Linked DNA regions of Homo sapiens: region 2 is linked to region 1. A link is a contact called in ENCODE Hi-C or POLR2A ChIA-PET data. All regions are on one chromosome and are shown on one strand. Each heading gives the region's core, a stretch centred on a gene start or an enhancer-like site at or near the end of the contact. The rest is flanking DNA. Distances are from core to core; before and after follow the strand shown. Region 1 has its middle 97 kb from the start of SCARB1. Region 2 has its middle 80 kb from the start of NCOR2.

What was found. Hi-C counts contacts between places; a loop is a spot of excess contacts on that map. ChIA-PET counts read pairs that join two places held with the same protein, here RNA polymerase II (POLR2A). Pooled maps may share reads with other maps.
Region 2: a pooled map shows a loop between it and region 1 (2.4-fold over the local background). The contact joins two enhancer-like sites. A Hi-C loop is called at or near these places in 7 of 168 maps with a recorded cell type or tissue (IMR-90, dorsolateral prefrontal cortex, endothelial cell of hepatic sinusoid and 3 more) and 14 of 50 pooled maps. POLR2A ChIA-PET finds 5 or more read pairs at or near these places in 4 of 52 experiments (AG04450, MCF 10A, Panc1 and 1 more).

The regions. Positions count from the first base shown.
Region 1 is chr12:124,764,525-124,769,591 of GRCh38, reverse strand. No RefSeq gene overlaps it. Among named protein-coding and RNA genes, the nearest start is that of SCARB1, 97 kb to the left of the region's middle. Within about 2 kb of position 2,456, at least 14 of the 41 ENCODE cell types and tissues checked have a DNase peak (open chromatin) inside an H3K27ac peak, as active enhancers do.
Region 2 is chr12:124,644,807-124,649,965 of GRCh38, reverse strand. No RefSeq gene overlaps it. Among named protein-coding and RNA genes, the nearest start is that of NCOR2, 80 kb to the right of the region's middle. RefSeq lists an enhancer at 3,262-3,871. Within about 2 kb of position 3,370, at least 3 of the 41 ENCODE cell types and tissues checked have a DNase peak (open chromatin) inside an H3K27ac peak, as active enhancers do.

The sequences.
Region 1 (5,067 bases), core at 1,207-3,706:
AGAGGCATGGGGGAGGGGCACGGGGAAAGGGCATGGGGAAGGGGCATGGAGCTGCCATGCTCTCCAGGACACCACCCTCCAGGAGCCTTCCCATGCTCAAAAACTCTGTCCTCTTGAGTTTTTATGGAGGCTTCATTAGGTGGGCGTAATTTTTAAAATTATATCATTTTAAATTTTTAAATGTTTAATTTTTGTAGGTTCATAGTAAGTGTATACAGTTGTGGGGTGCATGAGATGTGTTGACACAGGCATGCAATGTGACGTAATCACATCATGGGAAGGGCGTATCCACCCCTTCAAGCATTTAGCCTTTGTGTTACAAACAATCCAGTTACACTCCTTCAGTTATTTAAAAATATACAATCAAGTTATTCTTGACTATAGTCACCCTGTTGTGGGATCAAATAGTAGGTCTTATTCATTCTTTCTCTATATGTATATGGTTTTTGTATACATGGGCATGATTGATTAAACCACAGGCCATTGGTGATCAGTTTGACCTTCAGCCTCTCTCCCCTCACTGCTGGAGGTTGGGGACTGGGCTGAAAGTCCCAGTCCTGTAGCGCTGACTTGGTTTTTCCTGAGACCAGTCCCCATCCTGAAGCTGCCTAGGGGCTGCTGGCCACCAGTGAGTCATTGGCAAACTAAACACTTTGGAGATTCCAAGGATTTTAAGGCAGAAGACCAAATAAATATTTTACACGATCACAGTGGGAGGGGGTTGGAGGGAGATGGAGGTGGAGAGCTGGGGGGCCTCGCAGTTAGGATTTTAAGTACAGTGGGAAACCACTGGAGATTTTTCCATCAGGGAGGGCTGCGTTTGCTGTTTCTGCTGTGGGAGAGGCTGCGGGGGCAGGCGTGGATGCTGGAGGTCTGGCTGGAGGCAGTGGCCCTCCTCCTGGTGACAGATGGTGGTGGTGGTGGTGGTGGTGGCCTGGGCCAGGGCGGAGCAGTGGATGAAGAAGGGACAGATGCGGGGTGTATTTTTAGGGGCTGGAGCTCATAGAACATGGTGCTAAACTGGATGTGGGAAGGGAGGGGTGAGGACGCGTCCAGTGAGACTCTCAAGTGTCTGAGCCTGACGGCCAGGGGGAGGGAGGGGCTGCTTTTTGTTTGTTAGTTTTCATTTGTTTTTGTTTGCTTGTTTGTTGTTTGTTTTCTTTTTTGAGACAGAGTCTCGCTCTGTCGCCCAGGCTGGAGTGCAGTGGTGCAATCTCTACTTACTGCAACTTCCACCTCCTGGGTTCAAGCGATTCTCCTGTCTCAGCCTCACAAGTAGCTGGGATCACAGGCGCCCGCCATCATGCATGGCTGATTTTTGTATTTTTAGTAGAGACGGGATTTCACCATGTTGGCCAGGCTGGTCTCGAACTCCTGACCTTGTGATCTGCCTGCCTCGGCCTCTCAAAGTGTTGGGATTACAGGCATGAGCCACCGCGCCAGGCCATTTTCATTTGTTTTTGAGACAGGGTCTCTGTCACCCAGGCTTGAGTGCAGTCGTGCGATCATAGCTCACTGCAGCCTCGACCTCCTGGGCTCAAGTAATCCTCCTGCCTCAGCCTCCCGAGTAGCTGGGTCTACAGGCACATGCCAGGACACCTGGCTAATTTTTAAATTATTATTATTATTATTATTATTATTATTATTATTATTTTAGAAAGAGAGTCACACTATGTTGCCCAGGGTGGTCTCGAACTCCTGGCCTCAAGCGATCGGCCCACCTCTGCCTCCCAAAGTGCTGAGATTACAAGTGTGAGCCAGAGGGAGGTGCCACTAACTGAGGAGGGAGGCAGGAAGGTGGGGCTGGGAGCAAGTAGGGCCCCGATCCCCCAGTGCAGACCCGGGCTTAGCTCAGCATGGATTGAATGGCTGTGAACTCCCTGTGGGGGCTGCAGAGGGAGGAGTCAGGACACTGAGGTTGTTGTGTCACCCACACCGGATTCATCCCCTATCCCGGTCCACCCACCCCCAGGGCATCTGGAATGTGAGAGGCCAGAGAGAGAAAGCACCACCAGGAATCCCAACGTAGCAACAGCACAAATAACAGCAGCCCCTTTTGATGCTCAGGGGAGCACATGTTTCATGGAGCTATCCAGTGACCTGTACAGCAGGGAGACTTGAGGGGACCATTTCACAGATGGGAAGACGGAGGCTGAGGGGTGAGGCTATATTTGCAAGGTGGATCTTTTTTGTGTGTGTGAGCAATTGGTCGCGCTGTCTCCCTCTTTAGACTTTACGCTGCTGAAGGCAGGCACCGAGTTCTGTGGGGTTCGTGGTCCATGGGCATGCATGCAAATCAGTCTTTGCTGAGTTAATGAATAAATGATCTGGGGTGTAGCGAGGCTGGGGATGTGGTTGCGGGAGGGGAGTTCTGCAGACCTGCCCAGGGCCTGCCAGAGGCTGCACGTGCGGATTGTGGCCGCCAGGGGGCGCTGTGGGTCCAGCCTTCAGGGCGGCCCCAGATTCAGGGAGGCCCCAGCAGCCCGGGTCTCTCTGGCGGTCCCAGGGGCTGGGAAACGTCTGTTGTTTGAGGCTCTGGACATAGCAAAGATAAAAAATGAAAAACTGATGAACTAAGGCTGCAAGAACTATGTTCTCTTGTATGTTTACATGTAAAAATTTAACAGCTTCCATACATGAAATAGTCATGCAATATATTTTTGTGAAGTTACAAGGCTTGCAAAATTCTTAATGAACCATGTCCAGAGAGGGCAGGATTTAGAAAGGGGAAATTATCACAGTTCTTTTAATCTTGGTGGTGTGGGGCTCTAGGACAGTACATTCAAGATCTTCTCCAAAATCTGATTTGTGGTGTTTTTGTGAACTCAGAGTCCAGGCCAAATGGCTGGCTGTGGTCTCCCAGGGATGGGCAATCCTGATCCAAACCTCAGATGCCCAGAAGATATAAAATCTCAACACTGGGCCAGGCGCGGTGGCTCACACCCCTAATCCCGGCACTTTGGGAGGCCGGGGTGGGCAGATCACCTGAGGCCAGGGGTTCAAGACCAGCCTGGCCAACATGGTGAAACCTTGTCTCTACTAAAAATACAAAAATTAGCTGGGCATGGTGGTGAGCACCTGTAATCCCAGATACTGGGTAGGCTGAGGCAGGAGAATCACTGGAACCCGGGAGGTGGAGGTTGCAGTGAGCTGAGATTGTGCCACTGCACTCCAGCCTGTGCGACAGAGTGAGACTCTGTCTCAAAAAAAAGAAAAGAAAAGAAAAAAAAAGAAAATCTCAATGCCGGCCACTCCCAGCCCAGTCAGGCAAGCTCAGCTCTGGCATCCTGGCTTGCTCTCCTGGAACAGACTGTTGCTAGCATTCATTGAATCTTTCTGAGTGCCGTGCACTATTTTAAACCCTTGGCATATGCTCACTTAGTTTTCATCATAACCCAGGCGAGTGCTGTTATCATCATCATCTTCATTTTACAGATGAGGAAACTGAGGCACAGAGAGGCGAGGTCATTGTCCAAGGTCTTATGGCTGGAAAGGATCGGAGTCTGGATATGAATATTGGCCACTGGTTGGGGGGCATACATGCTTATCAGCTACTCTGCATACCTCCTCATTGACTGGGAACCAGAGCTTGCTGTGGGTGCTGGCTGAGGCATCCCACTTTATCTTATCCCTTATCCCAAGTGAAACTCAACTTGGGAACCCAGCTTCAAGAAACATAATTTCCAGGCAAAGGCAATGAATGCACACAGGTCCTGGCTCTAGAGCTTCTGAGGAGCCTGGGAGAGGAAAGGAGGTTGCAAGGCTCATTTCCCCCAAATCCAGTCCCAGCTCCATCTAGAAAGAGGCCCCCCGCATACCAAGCATGTGTCCAATCACTCCAGAAAAGCCCCTGGCAGGGGAGCATCCAGGCTCATTCCAGAGAGGTCAAGAATGGGAGGGGAAGAAGAGGAGTAAGAATAAACATGTCTAAAAATAGTGCTTGGATCTCCGAAACCCACAACAAAACAGGAAAGAGAGGGCAGGAGAACTGGGAGGGAGAAGCCTGGAGGTTTGGCTGAGGGAAGAATAAGGTGCACTGCCCTGGTGGGGGCTGTTTCTCTGACTTTCCTCTCTGAAGTCTTGGGAGCTAGGCTGGATGGAGGGTCTGAGCATAAAGGCCAAATATCTCTGGAGTCATGAGTGTTTCCAGATTTCACAACACGTTTGCCATGAAGCCTTAGCCCTAGCAAACTTCATAGCATTTAGAAGTCCTCGACTGAGGCAGAGGGAGGCTTTTAAGAGGGAGCTTTTTTTTTTCTTCCCCCTTTCAGGAACAGATGTTTGAGCAACATTGGCCATGATGCACATGTTTCTGCAAACCAGATCTCACTTACCTCCTCAGCTTCCATTGCAAAATGGGACTTCCACTCCCCTGGGAAAACATCTCTGCAGATGGACTGGAACAACTTGGCATGGAAGGTATTAAGCCTGAGGCTTGTGGTTGGGCCTGCAGTGGTTTCTCAGAACTGTGCAACACCCTTCTGGTCTCTGGGATTTTCCCTCTGCTTCTATGACCAGCCTCATCTGTTCTTTTCTGGGCCACAGGAATTTCTTCCATTTCAGGGAACAGGGACTCTGAGATTAAACACTGGCATCTCTGGTCATGCACTGTGGTGTGCTTGGCCCTGTGGTCTCTCTGTCTGTGGCAGTAACAGCTGTTTGAGGGAAGGACATAGTTTCCTTCATGATGTCAGCCTTGGAGATTAGGCAGATGGCAGGGTTTGGAAGCTAGAGCTGTGTGCTGAAGAAGATTGGATTCACTGTGTCCCTCAGGCAAGTCACTTTGACCCCTCTGTGCCTGTGTCCACTTCTGTCCAACAGGAATTCTAATTCCTGCCCCATCAATTTCAGATTCTCATGAGGATCATTAAGAAAAACATTTTATGCACTTTCAGTTGAAAATAGTTTGGGAAGATTTTCAAATGTGTCATAAAGCACTCTTGGAACAAACCCTAACATCCACGACCCAGTTTAGCTAAGTATTTACAAGGTCTAGTGGAGCTGAGCTGTAATACCACACATCACCAGCAGGTGCCACTGTCAAACACATCATGAGCGTTCTTGCAC
Region 2 (5,159 bases), core at 2,121-4,620, 120 kb after region 1:
GAGTAGCTGGGACTACAGGTGCCTGCCACCATGCCCAGCTGATTTTTGTATTTTTAGTAAAGATGGGGTTTCACTGTGTTGTCCAGGCTGGTCTCAAACTCCTGACCTCATGATCCCCTCACCTCGGCCTCCCAAAGTGCTGGGATTACAAGCATGAGCCACCGCTCCCAGCCTTGATTTCCCTGATTGTAAAATAGGGGTCTCATAGGGGACTGGGCATGGTGGCTCATGCCTGTAATCCCAGAGCTTTGGGAGGCCAAGGTGGGTCGATTGCTTTAGCCTAGGAGTTTGAGACCAGCTTGGGCAACATGGTGAAACCCCGTTTCTACAAAAAAATACAAAAATTAGCCAGATGTGGGGCATGCACCTGTAGTCCCAGCTACTTGGGAGGCTGAGGTGAGAGAATCACCTAAGCCCAGGAGGTTGAGGCTTCATTGAGCTGTGATTGTACTGCAGCACTCCAGCCTGGGTGACAGAGTGAGACCTTGTCTCAAAAACTATATATAGGGGCCTTATAGGGTCTGTGTCACGGGTCCCCCAGGCCACCCTCAGGTTCAGGGACTTGCTGGAAGGACTCACAGAACTCAGAAAGCTGTCATACTTGTAGCTATGGTTTATTACAGCAAAAGGACACAGACAGGAATCAGCACAGGGAAAAGGTGTGCAGGGCAGAGGCTAGGAGAAGCCAGGCACAAGCTCCCAGCTATCTTCTCCCAGCAGAGTTGCATGAACAGCACTTATCTCTTCCAGAAACTGTGTGATGACACACACAAAGAATTGCCAACCAGAGAAGCTCGCCTGAGCCTCAGTGTCCAGGGTTTTTATTGGGGGTCAGGCACATAGGCATGGAGCGTCCACGTAGCTGACCTCAGTTACTCACTCTCCAGCCCCTACAGTGGTCAAATATTCTGTGTGGCTCAGGGCACCAGGCAAATGAAAACAGGCATTCAATATAGTCAGGTTGTTAGCATCAACCACGTGGTGTGGCCCCTGGCCCAGATACAAAGACACTCATATCAGGCATGATATTCCAAGGGTGTGAAGGTTATGTCCAGAGCTGATCAAGGTCCATTCTTTTCTTTGGAATGTGCAGGGTTTGGACAACCCAGGCCTGCTGAGTTCACTCTCCACTGCCTCACTGAAGTGAGGCTTGCCTGCACAAACCCGTGGACACTGCCTAGTGCTGGCTGCTATTGTCCTGGCTGCGTAGGACTTATTGTTTCCTTATAGGATTGTTTCACCAATTGTTTCCTTACGGGATTATCAACATCTTGAGGGCAGGGATTATACCTCCCTCACTTCTGTACTCCTGAAAAGCCCAGTGCCTTGGCTGGTCCAGAGGAGGCCCTCCATGAGAATCTGGGAGGAGATGTGATCTTGTAATTGTGTGTTTATATGATGACTGGTATAACTGTTGTCTCCTTCACTAGATTTGAAGCTTCCTGAGGGCAAGTTTGTTTGTTGTTGGTGTCAGATCATCTCATTTCTGTCTCTCAGAGTCTAGCTGGGGCTCGATAAATGTTTGTTGAATGAATAAATTGATTGGAAATTCTTTGTCAGCAGCTAGGCCAAAGGCTAGTAAAAATGAGAGAACAGTACATAGTTCCCACTTACAAGGGGGCCTGCATCTAGTGAGAGAAATAAAACACTATGATTGTAAAGGTGGCTGAGCATTTGCCGTGTGCCAGGCACCAGCCTGAGGGGCTGACAGGTATGTGTGATGTGTCCTTTATTCCTCAGCTGGAAAAGGCAAGTATCTCACTATCTGCACTAATTAGGTCCCTGCAGGTGACAGCTCAAATGGGGGCCATTGAGGTGATGAAATGAAGGGATGATTATAGGGGGGTGGGTGGGATTTATGGAAACAGTGGGGGGGGGGGTGTGGCACTGAGGGGGTGGCACCATGGGACCCCCTTAGTAGTCCTAATCCTGAAGGAGCAGGAGAGTGGATAGAGCCTAGAACCAGTGAGGGTCCGGTGGGAGGCAGGATAATGGTCTGCAGAGATGTCCGCATCCTAATTTCTGGAACCTGCAACTATGTCAGATTACATGGCAAGGGGAAATAGGGAGGCAGATGGATTGAGATTGCTAATCAGCTGGCCCTGAGATGAGATTATCCTGGATTACCTAGGTAGGCTCAGTGTCATCACCGGGGTCCTTAATAGTGGAAGGAGGAGGTCAGAGTCAGAGAGATTTGAAGATGCTACACTGCCAGCCTTGAAGTCAGAGGAAGGGACCATAATCCAAGGAGGGCAGGTGTCCCCCAGAAGCCAGAAAAGGCAAGAAACAGGTTCTTCCCTAGAGCTTCCAGAGGGAGCACACCTGCTGATGCCTTGATTTTAACCCAGTGAGACCCATGTAGGGCTTCTGCCCTCCAGAGCTCGGAGATGATAAATGTGTGTCCTGAAGCCACTGTGTCTGTGGCCATTTGTTACAGCAGCAACAGAAGACTGATACAGGCAGTTGCAAGAACAGGCTAGGCCAGGCACAGTGGCTCACGCCTGTAATCCCAGCACTTTTGGGAGGCCAAGGTGGGAGGATCGCTTGAGCCCAGGAGTTCGAGACAAGCCTGGGAAACATATCAAGATACCGTTTCTACAAAAAAATCAAAAAATTAGCCAAGTGTGGTGGCGTGCACCTGTGGTCCCAGCTACTGGGGAGGCTGAGGTGAGAAGGCTGCTTGAACCTGGGAGGTTGAGGCTGCAGTGAGCTATGATGGCACCACTGCTCTCCAGCCTGGGCTACAGAGTGACACCCTGCCTCAAAAAGAAAAATAAAAAAGCGCTGCCCAAAGGAGCTGTGATGTCAGGAGAGGGACACAGCCACTCCCAAACCTCAGCCCTGGTGGGCAAGAGCCGGGGGATGACTGCCCCTACTTCCTCCTGTCTGCCCTCCATCTGCTGCCGGTGATTCCCATTGGTCAACCTCAGCCAGAGGCCGGCAGGTCGGAGTCTGTTGATGCAGCCTATGTGGGTCAGCCCCAGGGGACACAGAGCCAGGTAGAAGAGTTGGGGGGAGGGGGGCATTCTAAATAGTCCTCCTTACTTTACAGTTGGGGAACTGCAGGCCAAGAGTGGCCGATCCCCTTGCATGAGGCAGGATTTGAATCCGGGATGTCTGGCTCCTGGGCCCCGGCTCTCCACCCAGGCAGGGGAGCGGTGTGTGTCTGCGTGGGGAGCCCAGCCACGTGAGCACGCGGCGTGTATGTGTGTGTACTCGCTGCTTCGCGCCCACCCTGCCCCCGCGCTCGGGTTTCTGTGGGCGTTCTCTTTTTTCCGATCTGTGTTACCAGCAGCGAGTTTCAAAAGCAGGGAGAGAAATGAAATGACACTTTCACTAAACAGGAACCTCACCCACCATCTCCGCTCGCGCGGTGCCTGTGTCTAATTAGGGGTTGTGGAGTTTGGGGTGTGAACGTGAAGCTGCTGCTCCCTCCACAGGCGGGCGGCTGGGGTGGGCGAGGTAGACACCCCGATTCTGGGAGGCGGGGCCCCTCCAGAGGCCCTGGAGACTAGGGAAGCGCCCAAGGCAAGTTGCAGGAAGGGCTCTGTGTGCACCCACAGATGTTCTAGGAAGCAGGAGGTTTGGGGGCCTCGTAGGCCAGCACGATTGCAATTAGGTTTTTCACGACACCGTGGTTTGAAGCCTGTTCCTTAGGACTTAAAGGAGAAGGGGAAAGAATTCCATGCAGGTGAGAATCAACTACATATGACTCCATTTCATGCCGGCAGCGGCCAAGGAACTCTCATGACACCTGACTTGCAGTGGGGCTAGGATCAAGGGCAGCTTCAAAGCTCCGCATTTGGCCCCCCTGGGGCTGGGTGGGGACCCCTGTCTGCCGCCCCCTCCCCCCCAGCCCCACATCCTGCACTGTGCTCAGTCTTTAGCCCCTTCCCTCCCCCACCGCGCTGCTTGCAGCTTGGGCCTTAGTACATGCTGGTCCCTCCAGGGCAGTGCTGTTCCCTGCTAGTCCCTGCTTTCCTGGCTGTCTTAGCTTGGGCTGCTATGGTAAAATACCATCAGCTGGGAGGCTCAAACAACAGACGTTTATTTCTCATGGTTCTGGAGGCTCGAAGTGTGAGATCAGGATACCAAAAACGCTGGATTCTGGTGAGGGCCCTCTTCCCGGCTTGCAAATGGCACCTTTCCCTGTGTGCTCCCCCGACCTTTCACCAGTGCGTGCCCCTAGAGAGAGTGGAGGTGCTGGATCTTATAAGGACACTAAGCCCATCCCGGAGGCTCCGCCCTCATGACTTTAACCCAATCACCTCCCCAAAGCCTCCATCCTAATAACACTCGTGTGGGGGCTGGGATTTCAACTAGACGTCTTGGGGGTCACGTCCAGTCCATGACACTGGCCTTGTGCATCCTATTCATTTCAGCCTCCCCAGGCCACTCCCTCTGGGGCAGACGAGAGTCAGGCTTAGGGCTTTTGGAGCTGGACCACCTGGGTTCAAATCCCAGCTCTGCCACTTGAACTGAGTAACTTTGGACAAGCGACGTGAGCTTTCTCTGCTTCAGTTCCATCTGTAAAATGGGAATAGAGATAATATCTTCCTCACAGAGCTGCTGATAAGAATGGAATTAAGAAAAGTATATAGAATATACAATCGTGGGGGAGGAGAGAGAAGCATTGGCCACTATTTCTCTTTGACCCATTCAAACAGATCTCCCTGTAAGGAGAATGTGCGGCCCGTCCCAAAGCTCCCTCACTGACTTGGAGCAGCTGTCGTGAAGCAATCTGCAATCTGCAATCATGTGTGTTTATCTGTTTAACGTCCATCTGTCCTGCTTGTCCATGAGCCCCTTGGGGATGGAGGTCATATCTTTTTTGCTCTCCCTGTGTCCCTAATACCTTAGCCTCAGCACCTGCACATAGTAAGGACTCCGTTAAAAAGTTCCGTAACTGGGCGCAGTGGCTCACACCTATAATCCCAGCACTTTGGGAGGCTGAGGCAGGTGGATTGCTTGAGGCCAGAGGTTCGAGACCAGCCTGGCCAACATGGCGAAACCCCATCTCTACCAAAAATACAAAAATTAGCCAGGTGTGGTGGCAGATGCCTGAAATCCCAGCTACTTGAGAGGTTGAGGCAGGAGAATTGCTTGAACCCAGGAGATGGAGGTTGCAGTGAGCTGAGATTGTGCCACTGCACTCCAGC